3 separate regions of the Homo sapiens genome follow, and regions 2 and 3 are each linked to region 1. A link is a contact called in ENCODE Hi-C or POLR2A ChIA-PET data. All regions are on one chromosome and are shown on one strand. The core of a region is the stretch at or near the end of the contact, and the rest is flanking DNA. Distances in the headings are between cores, read along the strand shown. Region 1 has its middle 61 kb from the start of PLCL2. Region 2 has its middle 26 kb from the start of PLCL2UT. Region 3 overlaps PLCL2 (phospholipase C like 2).

Region 1 (4,556 bases), core at 1,191-3,690:
TTAGCTGTTATTATTATCCGTATTTCATTATTATTGTTCCTAAGTACCTGCCGAAGTGCTCAGCAGCACAGTTTTCTTTTAAAATTAGGGCTGGGGAAGATACAAAGTCAGAGAAGCAGCTGTGTAGCATGGTGGCTAAGGTACAAGCTTTGCAGTCAGCCAGACCTGGATTCAAGTCTGGGCTCTGTCATTTACTAACTGTGTGACTTTTTGTAAATTATGAAGCTAGCTCATCTGTAAAATGTGGATAATGATTCTCATGGTTTTCACAGGAATTGGCTGAGATGATGGATGTACCTCAACACTTAGCACCTATTGAACACTCAATACAGTCTGGCTGTAGAAGTAGCACTAGGGGGAGAAGAAGACAGTTAGTGGATGCTAGACAAGGAAACAAGCACATAATAGATGGTTGTTCTTGAGATGTGCAGGACAGTGAGGTGGAACCATGCAGGACAGAAGTATGGGCTCCAAAAAGGAAGCAGGGATTTCTGAGGGGGTGATCATAGAAGGTTTTTTTGTATGAGATATCATGGAAACTGGGCCTTGAAGGGTGGGTATGGATGGGTCAGGCAGGAAAGGAGGGAGGAAGCAATCCACATATAGGAAGAGGCAGGCCTTGAAGCCCAAGCTAATGTGATCTCATCTTATTGGGTAAACAATGGGGAGCCATTGAAGGATTTTGAGTTGGAGAGTGACCTGGTCACTAAGATCAAAGAAGGAAGTGGGGAAGTAACTTCACAGAGCAATGGGGCCAATTGACATGTATTCAAGTAGAGGAGATACAAATCATAACAGTGGCATTTAGAGCACTTACTGTGCGCCTGGCGCTGTCCTAAGCCTTTGATTGCATTAACTTACTAAATCTTCATAGCAATTCCGCTGAATGGGTATTCTTATTATTCCCAAGTTACAGATGATACAGAGTAGTTAAGTGACTTGCTTAAAATCACACAATGAGAAAGTCTGGGTCCAGGATTCAAACCTAGATAGCCTGGCCCTGAGCCTGTGCTCTGCTCCATGAGATGCCTGCAGTTTTGTGGGCACCAGAGAAGGACAGAGCGAAATGGAATATACAGATGATGGGAGATGTTGCTTCTCCAAGGAGGACTGATGGGAAGAGTGATTTAAAATTCATCTTGGGATATAGGAGAACCCTGGTTCTCTGAAACATTGAAGAGGAACTATGAGTAGAAGAAGGCAGTGTAGGATGAGGGCAGCTGAGGGACCTCCTGGGAAGTAGCTTAGATGTTCTAACTTGAGGAAGAGTTGAGAGGGAGGTGGCAGAAGGGTGGTGCTTATTGGGGGTTTATTTAAAAAAGGGAGCTTTTGAAATAGAGTCCCTGACCATATAACCTAACAAAAGGTTTGTTGTGCCAGGCTAGGCACTTTCTGGGAGGGCAGTGCAGCCAGAACTGAACTGGCTGCCCAATTCCAAGCTCTGTCATTTTCTAGCTGTGTGACTTTAGGCATGTCACTTAACTTCTCTGTGTCTCAGTTTCCTCGTTTGGAAAATGAAGCTACTTACCTCATAGGGTTGTTAAGAGGATTGGACCTGCTAGTTAACGGAGAGCAGTTAGGCCTTAGGATAGTTATCCCTATGCAAGTGGTAGCTACAATTATGGTTGTTGTTATTTTTTTTTACAATGCCAGAAATATTTTTAATAGTTTTACTGAAGTATAAGTGGTATGCAAAGAATTACAGATATGTAATGTGCAGAATTTGATGAGTTTAGACATATGCAAAAACCCGTGATACCATCACTGTGATCAAAATAATAGTCACATCCATCACCTCCCAAAGTTCCCTTGTGTCCTTTTGTTTTTGGGGTGTGTGTGTGTGTGTGTGTGTGTGTTAAGAACATTTAACATGAGATCTTCCCTCTTATCAAAATTTGAAGTGTCTAATACAGTATTGTAAATTATAGGCGCTATGCTGTGCAATAGATCCCTAGAACTTAATCATCGAGCAGAACTAAAATTTTACACCCATCGAACAACAACTCTCCACTTTCCCAGTCCCCAACCCCTGGAAACCACTATTGTATTCTATGCTTCTGTGAGTTTATTATAGATAGCTCATACAAGTGGAATCATTGGCAGAAATCCTGACAGCTCAGGGCAGAAAGGGAATAGTTGTAGCTGGTGGCCCAGGCCTCTCAGGGCGAGCCCCACAGCCTGGTGGCTGGAGTACAAGAGCTTCCATGATGTTTCAGGTTGCAGGTGTGCAATGACTACCTTTGGTCAATGAACTTTCTTCTTTTTCTGGTGACAAATTCCAGAATCACCGAGGAAGCCTTTTGATTCTAATTCCTATTGTGAGAACAGATGTGTTCAGTAGCGTGCTTACTAAATAAGATACCAAGCCGAGGGGAAACATGGAGGCTTATGAAAAAATGCCAGGTACACTAACAAAGGAACTTGGGTAATCTGTGCTTCAAACCACAGATGCTACCACCCCCTCATCAAGGTTTCAGTTGGTTTAAAAGCCTTCTCCTCAATTTCCTGTTTCAGGGCAGACCTTCTATCTTATTTGCCTTTACCATCTGCCGTCTCCCCACCCTCACTCCAGGGGCATTAGAGATTCTGATCACTAACAAAACTGAAGATGTTGGGACAGGTGACTTACAAGGCTTACAGACAGCAAGGCTTCTGTGAGAGAGGGAAGTCAAAAGGATTCCATTTTAATTTGAGAGCATACTATGTTACATCTGTAGGATGTGACACACTCAATTGATAACTACTCACTATATCAGCAATATTTTGAACTCAATCTGCCAGCATCTCAGATGAGATTAATTTCAGAGGTACTGTCTTTTGATGCTAGGGAGCCACATTGGCGGCCCCAGTTCACCTATTGACTTGGGTCATTGGAAATGGCAAGAGTTGGGGAGATGGAGAAGATGTGCCTCTCCAGTCTCCACTAGATACTCCCATGTAACACACCTCCACAGGCTTATTCCACTAGTTAAAGGTTATTTGGATTTACAAATACCTATGTGCCTTATGGAATTTTCACCATTTGTCTTTCATTACCCAGCTGAATCAGAGCCTCTAGGGGCCACCTGAATTTCCTGAAGCCAGGGGCAGAGGTGAGAGAAGAGGGCAGGGAAGATGGGGAGGTTTCCAGAAGCATTTGACCTTCTTTGCAAATTTGCCCAGGATCTTTTGGCCTTCCATGCTGAATGCCACCGAAAGACGACCACATAGAAAATGTCATAAAGAAGTTACAAAATGTATGCTTACGTGCAGAAGAGAGCATCTGAATTTCTTTGAAATTCATTCACTCAGAGGGCCATCATTTATTTAATAAGCATTTATATTCAATGCTCTCAGCTTTGTCTGCACATTGGAATCACCTGCCAAGATTTTAAAAACTCTGATGTCCAGGACATACCTCAGACCTGTTAAACCAGAATCTCTAGAAGTGGGACCCAAGCATCCATATTTTTGGAAAGCTCCCCCCAGGAGATTCCAAGGTGCAGCTGACATACATGGTGCTGAGTGCTTTTTTGCGTGTATTAATCCATTTAATTATCACAACAATCTTATAAGAGAGATGCTGACATTGTTCCCATTTTACAGGTGATGAGACAGAGGCACAGCAAAGTCTCTGCAAGAACACATGGCTGATAAATTTCAGAGTGTGGATTTGAACCCAGGCCATCTTGCTCCAGAGTTAATACTCTTAGCCAACAGGTTCATTTCCTGTCACTACATGAAAAACGCAAGTTCCTGGCAAAGCCTCTTACTGTAAAGTAGCCATGGAGCCGGGGATGGAGGCCCTGTATCTGTTTTCTGGGAAGCCGAGAAAAAGATCTTACCAAGCAATGCCACATTTATAATTAGTGGTTTTAAAAAATTTCTACCAGAAAGTGCAAACTTTCCCATTCCTCCCACAGACCGAGGGTAAAATTTCCAACTTTTCCTTTCCCATATCCACCCAAAAAAAGGTCAAGAGCTGGGATCCAGCCTGAATTAAGTGGAGTGTGGGTGTAGTTTGTCAGCTGGGTCTTCTGTTTGTGGTTAAGGTCCAGCCCATCAGGTTGAAGGCTTACTGACACATGTGTGGGAATGGGAGGTTCGTCATATGCTTGTCTTAAATTAGTCTGCTGCTTCATTAGATGGACTAAAAAGCTGAGGAAAGAGGATGGGGCTGCAAGGGGAATGGTATCTGGTCCCAGTTCCTCCCCCAAACCAGCCCTGGAACGTTAGTGAGTAACTTCACTTCCCTCTGCGCTTGGCCACCTCTTCGGTAAAATTAAGAGAGTTGGATTCCATTCAAAGTCACATCTCAGTTCAGCCAAGAGACATGCTTTTCTTGGCCCCACAGTGCTTTCAAATTTTTTGAATTAATTGTGAACATTAAACAATTGGAATCATTTACATAAAAATCTAGATTTCCAGCTTCTTTTGAAAAATTGGAAGAGATGTTCTTGCCACATTGGGTCCCATAGGACAACCATGGGCTGGAGTTGAGAGCCATCCACTCTCTTTAGATGGGACATACTCTCCCCAGGTTTCCATTCCTCACCTGGCCAATGTCATTGTTTACT
Region 2 (4,556 bases), core at 923-3,422, 130 kb before region 1:
CAAGAATCTGAACCTCCCCAAATTGCTCCTGGGGATAACATCACTATTGTAAAACCTAAGGTGAGTGCTTGAGATATTTTACAGACTCTGCACTCCATGGATCAGCTGACACCACTCAGACCTGTAATCTGGCTCAACCAGTTCTGCCATCCCACCCAGGAACAGAAGACAGCAAGAAAAACTCACTTCGACCCCCTATGATTCCATCTCCAACCTGACCAATCACCAGCCCCCACTTCCGAAGCCCCTGCCCGCCAAATTATCTTTAAAAATTCGGATCCCCAAATGTAATAATAAAACTCCAGTCTCCCACATAGCCAGCTGTGTGTGAATTACTCTTTCTCCATTACGATTCCCCTGTCTTGATAAATTGGCTTTGTCTAGGCAGTGGGCAAGGTGAACTCATTGGACGGTTACACTTCCACAGTGTTCCTCTCTATAAGGACATTCCCCAGAGGCCAGTGAACAACCCAAGCCAATCAGCCCACTCTGTGATCAACTCATTCCCTATTTAATATATACTCCATGGTCAAGTCTTTTTTTCACAATACAAAACAATTTCTGGTACCCCCAAAAGCCAAACAGTTTAGGTAACAAAATCCAAAAGAGACTGAAGATGGCAAAGAGGAAGGAGGAACAGGGTGGAGTAAAAATAAATAGAACAATTTTTAAGAAAGGAAGTGAGCAGAAGTACCAAGCATGTAATGTTATTTTAATGTTTCAGTCAACTAAAAAATTCCTAAAAATAGAATCCAAAAAGAGAAAAAGAGTAATGGCCATATATATATATCATCTACCTTAGATATCAACTTTTAATTAAGCTGACTTCTACTCGTAGATTTGGAGTTTTGGAGTAAGCCAATTCCACTCAGATTTTTAAAATAATCCCTTCAAATCTCTTATTACCAGATTTTAGCTGGGACAAATAGCTGATATTTTTGGCTTTTGAACATCCTTACCAAAGATATCCTCTCAGTTACCTTAACCGAAGTTATAACCACAAATGCACGCACGAGGTATCTCCAAAGAGGTGACAAGTAGTTTTTACAAGATCCAGAATCACCCCAAAAATAACTAAGAGAAAGGAAACTTTCACTAGCCATAAACAGGGTCTAACCCACATTTCTTTCAGGCCATATTTTCTAGGGTCTTAGCTTTTCAGCTTACTGTCCATACATGAAGACCCAAGAGCCTTGGGTCCCCCAACACAGACAGAAGACAGGAAATCAAAAGCTGTCCACAGAAGGGGAAAAGATCAATAGTACATTGGTACCCCCAAAGCCACATAAATATTAAACCAAGACAGGCTGGTTCCCTGACCAGGAATCAAACCCATGCTGTGGAGGGTTTTAACAATTAGGCCACCAGGTGGAATGGCCATTGTTGTTCCCTAATCAGGAAGCAAACCCAAGCTGTGGTGGAAATTTTAACCACCAGAACTATTTTCGGTCAGATTTTGCTCTTAATTTAGTCAAGATAATTTTTAAGGCTAGCCATGAAACTATTAGGCTCCCTTTAAAATATCTGATCTTTTCGTTAATAGTTTAGAATAGGAGATCTCTAAAATCTTTAAATTAATAGCACAATGAGAGAGAGAACCTGGAAAGGCAGTCGTCTTATATGAAACATTTCAGATAGTCAAATTTTGATTTTTCTTAAGTGGCTGGGGTTTTTAGAGGTGGAATTTGACTTTCTACAGCTGCAGGGATTTTAGTCAGCTTTAGAGGGGGCCAGAAGTTCATTAAATCTAACGGAAGATGGACAGAAACAAACAGACAAAAAACACAAAAAAGCAATCAAACAATTTGCATAAAATTGAGATTTCTGAGCATGAGGAGAAATTATAGCCAACTGACGGTAAGCCTTGACTTTCAGCTACTAAATCCCCAAATGACACCCCAAACCAGCTCCTTACCTGGAGATGGGGCACAAGCTGAAAACTGCTCTCTGCCATCACGGAAGCAGGAAAGTCTTCTTCCTTGTTAGAAGTAAGAACTCTCAGAAAAGGAGTTCTGCAGTGGAATAAACTTCAGATCTCAACTGGAAATTTTTGAGTGATTAGGGATCTCTGGAGGGAGAAACTCTCAGACTTCAGCAAATCATCCAATAGGTCAGAGCAATAAAGAGCTCCAGCTGGTACTAGGGCCCCAGTAGGAGAGTTGCTACAGGCCAAGAGCCAACTCCACTCAGAAAGCCCCTTTGTGGTTACCAAAATGTAAACCAAAAAGTGACTGAAGCAAGTCTCCATCCATTAGAGGTTTATTTGGCCAAAGCTGAGGATGCGCCTGGGAAAAAGCATAAATTACAGATGCTCCTGTGATTTATGTTTTTTCCAAAGGGGGTTTTGTGAACTTCAGTTCACAAAAGGGGAACTGCAAGCAGCAGGGGGAAGAAAAGGAGGCAGGCAGTGAGGCAGGTGGTCACATTCTTGTGAGGCTCTTATTAGCCTCAGTAAATCTACATTTTACATGTGAAAAGAGGGAATAGAGGAAAAAGTCAATGATGCATTCTCTCACACTCAGTGAGTCTACATTTTACATAAGATGAAGCAAATGTGGAAAGAGGGAGTAGAGGAAATGAGGCTATGACATGGGGTTGTGAAATTACAGCTATCTGGGAGCCAAAGGAAGACAGTATTTGTGACTCAGCTTCTAAGCTTAACTTGCACTTTGGTATAGTGAGTTCGGGGTCCCAAGGTTCTATTTTTTTTTCATACCTGTAACTTCTGTTTCCAAAAATGTTCCCCTGTCTTTAAAAACCCTTGCTTATAAGCCACTGGGGAAGTAGGATCTCACACAATAGCTGTCTGATTTTCCTTGCTTGGCACCCTGCAAATAAATGCCCTCCTTTTTCTTGCTGCAAACTTTGGTACAGATATTTGTCTTTACTGTGCTGGGCCAATGGACCCAGGTTTGGTTCAGTAACGAGGCACTTTTCTCACTTTTAGGTACCCCCACCAACTCTATCTAAGATTCCATCACCCTCCAAGGAGCAGGACCCTTTCCCAGAGGCCCACAGCAACATATAAGCCTGGAGCTCTAATCTGACTCTAGCCTGATAATTCAAGTACCTCTGACCTAGTTTTAAAGAGCAGGGAAGTCTGCATGGTCATCTATTGAGTTTCTATTCTGTTGAGTTGGGCAGTGTTCTCAACTGACTGCCCATGAGAATCACCTAGTGTGTGGGTATTAGGGGGGAGACTTTAAAAATACCAGTACTGAGCCCCCACAGCAAGAGATTTCCATTCAACTGGTCTAGACCCAGTCCAGGCAATGACGTTTTTAGAAAACGTCCCCAGGTGGTTCTATCATACAGCCAGGTGGAGAGCCAGTGGTGATGGCTTATACTGTATGCTCTGATTTCTTCAGAGCTTTGTTTTTGATTCTCCAACCAAAATTTTGTAACTCAAAATGGTTTTCTCTCCCAGAAAACACAGCTTTTGTAAATTAAAACCCTTGTTTTTCTCTCATGAATTTCAAAGGCCTGCTTAGAAACTCAAAAGCCCAGAATCTGACTCTAAATTATCTGCAGTGTGCCTTCTGAGGCAGAAACCGGCAAGCCTGAGCCCAGCCTCACTGTGCAGTGATGATGAAGAGAGATGTTGAGTAAGAAAAAGCATTACTTAGTATGGAAAACAGCAGCTCATGTATTAAAATCATACCCATTCCCCTGAGCCTGTATCAGAAAAAATTCCAAAGAAACCAGTTCTCCCTACATCCTTTCGCCCAAGAAATCACAGCCAGAGATTTTCTTTTAATCTTACTCCCTAATAAACAAAAAGGCCCTCAGAAACTGCCTGTTTTCTTAACTGCCCAATAGTGTTCCCTAGGGAAATAAGAATTTTCTCATAAAGGTGTTAGTGATACATATTCTTCTTGAAAGAATGAAAGTTACATCAAAGTTTTTTTTTCCTGGTGTTTTTCCATTAAAGTATGGAACAGTTATCAATTTTCAGGGTACCTCATGTAGTTCAGATTTGATAAGTTATAGAGCTAATTCATTTGCATATCTATAGATTAGCATTCCATAGGGTTATTTCTTTTTACTTAGGCTATGTAGCTCAGTTGACTATGCTTGTCACTACTGATGTCAAGGTTAAGCCTTCAGTCTCCATGGGGTCTGATTAATTACCTTCGCTGTGTTTTAGCCCTTCCTAAAATATATGCATTTAGTCACCAGGGGGACCAGACAATGTAGATAGTTAGAAGTATAAAATATCCAGAGAAATTCAAGGCCTTTTCTAAGAAAAATACGTTTTTTTTTTTTGGAAGCCAAATAACTGAAATTTTGGAAAAATTCACAATTTATCTAACCCTTTCCCTAACATTTTATTTTTTTAAATTTCAAACATACAGAAAAGTTGAAAGAATTTTAAATTAGTGTCCATATACCCACCATGTAGATTCTACCATGAACATTTTGCTGTATTGCTTTATCATGCTTCTAACCATCTATTTATTCCTCTGTCTAGTAAACTTATGTTTTTGATGCATATCAAAGAAATTTGCAGAAATCAGTGTACTTTACTTCAAAACACTTTAGTATGTGCATAAGTT
Region 3 (4,556 bases), core at 1,012-3,511, 88 kb after region 1:
CTGTCACTTTTCTCCAAAGCCACTCTTGTCAAGGTCACCAATACCCTCCAAGTTCCTAAATCCCTCAAGTCAGTTTGCAGTCCTCCCCTTACTTCACCCGTCAGTAGTGTTTGGCATGGCTGATCATTCCCCTTCTTGGCACACTTACTTCGCTTGGCTTCCAGGGCTCCCTACTCTCCCAGTTCTCCTCCTGTCTCACGCATCAGTCTTTTCAGTCCCCTTTTCTGTTTGCTTCTCTTCTGTTTGCTTGCAGCATTGGAGTGATCCCAGCCTTCTTTCTATCTGTTCACACTATCCTGATATTCTCATCCCGTCTTGTGGCTTTAAGTGTCATTTATATGCCAACCACTCCCAAATATACATCTCTACCCCGACTCTCTTCTATGATCCAAGCATATATGTCCTACTAGATTTTTCCACTATATCCTACTAGATCTTTCACTTTTCATATCTGAAACACAACCCCCCCTTTTCCCCACCCAGCCTGCTCCATCTGTAGCCTTCTTTCTTAGTTTGATAATATCCTTTCAGTTGCTCAGGCCTTGGAGTCATCCTTGACTCCTTTCTTATCTCATGTACTACATCAAGTCTATCAACAAACACTTTGGTTTTATCTTCGAGATATAACTAGTGATAGTGTGCTGTAAGTATTATTCCCAATGTAGAATTTGTAATGGGGCCAGGCACGGTGGCTCACCCTGTAATCCCAGCACTTTGGGAGGCGAAGGTGGGTGGATCACTTGAGGCCAGGAGTTCGAGACCAACCTGGCCAACATGGTGAAACCCCATCTCAACCCAAAATACAAAAATTAGCTGGGCGTGGTGGCATGTGCCTATAATCCCAGCTACTCCGGAGGCTGAGGCAGGAGAATCACTTGAACCCGGGGGGCGGAGGTTGTAGTGAGCCGAGATAGCGCCACTGTATTCCAGCCTGGGCCACAGAGCAAGACTCTGTCTCAAAAAAAAAAAAAAAAAAAAAGTAATGAGCACAGCTCTGATTTGAATACAGGTCTGTCAGGCTCCAAAGTTTTCTCCATAGTTTTGCATTAATATATTCTTAATTTTATATTTGCAAAGTTATTTTTATTTTAATATCATAGCTTAGTGGGAGAGTAGGGACACTATTTAAAACTAAGGAGCAGACAAAGAATACTCCAGAGTATCTTTAGAATTTACTTAGTTTGTCTCCCTAGTTCTAGGAAATCTGAATCTAACTCATATATTAGATTATATTTTCTTTGGAACAAACCCAGATCTTTAAGAAAGAGGAGTTCAGTGCCTCCTTTCCCAATTAGCTAATCATCTATAAGCTTCACTTTTGTCATACAAAGGTGCTGGACTCCCAGAGTTCATGCAGTCACAACTCAAATGGTGAAGAGGAAACCTGAACTGTCTCTAGTTATTTTTAGGTGTTCCTGATAATCAATTTTCATGCAAAATACAAATGATCATTTATTTGTCCCTTTGTTTTCATGAATACAGGCTGAGCATCTGTAATTCAAATATCCAAAATGTTCCAAAATCTGAAACTTTTTGGGTACCAACATGATACCACAAGTGGAAAATTCCATACCCTAACAGCACCTTTGCTTTCAGTGTACATAAACTTTGTTTCGTACACAAAATTATTAACAATATTGTATAAAATTACCTTCAGGCTATATGTATAAGATGTATATGAAACATAAATGAATTTCTTGTATAGACTTGGATTCTATCCCTAAGATGTCTCATTAGGTATATGCAAATATTCCAAAATCCCAAAAAAATCTGAAACGCTTCTGGTTCCAAGCATTCCAGAGAAGGGATACTTAATATGTAGTAGTATATGGATGCCTTGCCTCATAGTCACCCTCCCCAGTGGTTTAATGCAACCATTAAATTATTTTTGTTTTAAAATATTTGATCTGGGTTTGAATTTATGGAAATACTTCACGTCAGTTTTTTTTTTTAAATAGCCAAATAGTGTTTCAAAATTTTATCAAGATTGTGATTGGTCTTTAACCTTAGAAGCAAAACTGACATGGAAGGATGAAACAAGTAGGTAGAATGGTGAATTTTGGTATTCATGTGTTTGGACATCTGTGTCCTTATCAAAAGAAAGAATGTATATAGTTGGACAAAATTGAAGGTCCATGTGGTATATTTAGAAAATATTACTTGTTAGTGGTTTAACATGTGTATAGTGGTTTTACTTCAAGCACTTTCAAAGATTTGAGTTTGTTTCTGCCCTTGTAACACTTCAACAGTCATATTAGTTTGCTTTACCATTTTTCTTTGAAGGGAACTGAGACTGATTCAGTTGTGCAAGGTGATGAGCAACATTGCTCAAAAAGCCAGAAATAGATTTGTGGGCTTCTGACTGTGAGACCAGGTGCTCTCTCCACTGAATTATTCTGCTTTCTTTGACTGTTTTCTTTGCTTTAAAAAATATTAATGCACAATTCTGAATTGCTGTTGACTGTGAGATAAATTCATGTTAGATCTATAAATAATGCACTTTCCAACCAAACCAGCCAATGGAACAAAACGCTTTTTGAGACATTGGTGTTGGAAGATGGCCTCCTCCCACCAGCTGACTGTATTCTCATCATCCCCCACATCTGTCCCATTGTTTCTGATGCTGGTACCAGGCTCCTGTCTCCAACACATGCTTAGATAATTACAAGAATTAACCTCCCTTCCTTCTGTTCTTCTCCCTTTCCCCCAAATCCTTTTTCACAGTTTCCAGATTAGTTCTCCTACAGCACTACTTTGTGAAATTCTCTCAACATGTTCTATGATACCCTTTGCTCTGAGGCTGAAGCCCTAACCTTCCTCTTGGTTTCCAGGACCTCCCATGTATCATCAGTACTACTCTAGCATCTTCTTCTGCTTCTCACCAACCTCCGTCTTGGCCAGACTGGGCCTCGCAAACTGACATTACTTCACCTCTCTTGTAGTCTTGTAATCTGTACCCTATTCCAGAATTACTCTCCCTCTCCTTTTGGTTAGCAAGCCCAGCTTTCCTCTAGGGACTTTTCTTACCCATTCGCTGGAAATTTGGTTGTAGGTGTGCCCTGTATCTTTTATCTAGTAAGACTCTTCTGTGGGTTTACTAATTTTCATTTAGAAAGAGGATCACTACCTAATGATGTAAGGTGTGGTGTAAAATTTTTCTCAATTATATTTTCAGATTATTGCTGGGATTCTGTTATGATTAGTAAGCAAACGAATTAATATTTTAATGGTTGACTGCCTTCTGATATGTTTACCTCAAATTATATCATTTTAAATTATAGATTTAAATTTTAAGAAAAACAAATATTTACATTTAGTCAAAGATTTTGTGAAATGACCTTGTTTTGAGAAAGAGAAATGAAGTCCAATTACTGAATAGAATATGAATATATAAATATATTTATGTATGTGTATATATGTAAAAAATAGCTGTCATGTAGTCATTATTTTTGTGACAGTGTATTGCTAAAAAGATCTTCATAATAATTTTGAATAGAACACTGGGGGTGCTAGATTTAGAAATTAATGATTTTATGGAAGAAAGATCTGCCTGTAAATTTTGCTCCTATTATGAATAAAAGGGAGACCCTTATTTCAGATTATCGAAATACAGGGACTGTAGCATTAATGTAACACCCACTATAATGTGTTTCTTTTAAAAATGTTTTCTTCAACACCCTGTGATATATGACTTGCCAGATTCTCTGATCCTGGGGCCCTTTAGCAGCCATGCTATGTGTTGTCATAATGTTTTAAATTTGTGGCTCTAAAATGCAATTCAGTTGTGTTTAGCCAGTGTTGATCTTTTTCTTTCTTCTTAATTTGGGACTTTCAGTGTATGCCATTACTTATGAGAAGTGCTTTAGTTATGAGTTGTGGAGAGAGAAAGTAGTTGGAGAGAAAATTAAGGTAACTCTAACATAGATCTTAATATAGTCTATAAAGTTTTCATGAGGATAATACAGTGAGTTTTATATGTGGAGAAATATATAGAACAGTGAGTGGAGGAATTAGGGAGCAACATATTCAATTTAATTGTCTTAAACACTAATATGATCTAAGAGAAAGATCATAAGAAAGTTGTCAAGTTTTCTAAAAGAAAGAAAGTTTTCAAAAGATGTATTTCTCAAATTCATCTGTCATTAAAATTAGTATGTTGAATTGGATTCTCAGCTTATAAATTAAAATATAAGTGTTCTTACATGATAAACTGAATTTAAATTTCCAGGTTTTTTTTTTTCTCTTGGTGGTCCAATTTCATTGTATTAAAATATGTAGGTATCTATCTTTTTGCGTAGATTTGGTAAACTTTGGTTTTCATGAAGTTAAAATGAATGATTAAAAATTTGTATAGAATTTGTTAGCGTCTTCTTGTTACAGGATTTAGGGGGTATGTGTGATTTAAAGATTAATTCATAAAATATTTCTTTATTTATTTTATGTATTTTTTATTGTTTTTAGAGACAGGGTCTCACTCTGTCACCCAGGCTGGAGTGCAGTGGCATGAACATAGCAGCCTCAGCCTCCTAGACTCAAGTGACCCTCCCTCCTCAGCC

What was found. Hi-C counts contacts between places; a loop is a spot of excess contacts on that map. ChIA-PET counts read pairs that join two places held with the same protein, here RNA polymerase II (POLR2A). Pooled maps may share reads with other maps.
Region 2: a pooled map shows a loop between it and region 1 (2.1-fold over the local background). The contact joins two enhancer-like sites. A Hi-C loop is called at or near these places in 2 of 50 pooled maps. POLR2A ChIA-PET finds 5 or more read pairs at or near these places in 2 of 52 experiments (OCI-LY7 and activated CD4-positive, alpha-beta T cell).
Region 3: a pooled map shows a loop between it and region 1 (5-fold over the local background). The contact joins two enhancer-like sites. A Hi-C loop is called at or near these places in 2 of 168 maps with a recorded cell type or tissue (astrocyte of the cerebellum and naive thymus-derived CD4-positive, alpha-beta T cell), 3 of 37 single-sample maps with no recorded cell type and 6 of 50 pooled maps. POLR2A ChIA-PET finds 5 or more read pairs at or near these places in 3 of 52 experiments (GM12878, OCI-LY7 and naive thymus-derived CD8-positive, alpha-beta T cell).

The regions. Positions count from the first base shown.
Region 1 is chr3:16,821,796-16,826,351 of GRCh38, forward strand. No RefSeq gene overlaps it. Among named protein-coding and RNA genes, the nearest start is that of PLCL2, 61 kb to the right of the region's middle. Within about 2 kb of position 2,441, at least 3 of the 41 ENCODE cell types and tissues checked have a DNase peak (open chromatin) inside an H3K27ac peak, as active enhancers do.
Region 2 is chr3:16,695,464-16,700,019 of GRCh38, forward strand. It overlaps the pseudogene LOC124905414. Among named protein-coding and RNA genes, the nearest start is that of PLCL2UT, 26 kb to the right of the region's middle. RefSeq lists enhancers at 1,113-1,614, 2,252-2,301, 2,833-3,480. Within about 2 kb of position 2,173, at least 2 of the 41 ENCODE cell types and tissues checked have a DNase peak (open chromatin) inside an H3K27ac peak, as active enhancers do.
Region 3 is chr3:16,910,295-16,914,850 of GRCh38, forward strand. All of the region lies in intron 1 of PLCL2 (phospholipase C like 2), which reads left to right. Among named protein-coding and RNA genes, the nearest start is that of MIR3714, 21 kb to the right of the region's middle. RefSeq lists an enhancer at 2,330-2,559. Within about 2 kb of position 2,262, at least 4 of the 41 ENCODE cell types and tissues checked have a DNase peak (open chromatin) inside an H3K27ac peak, as active enhancers do.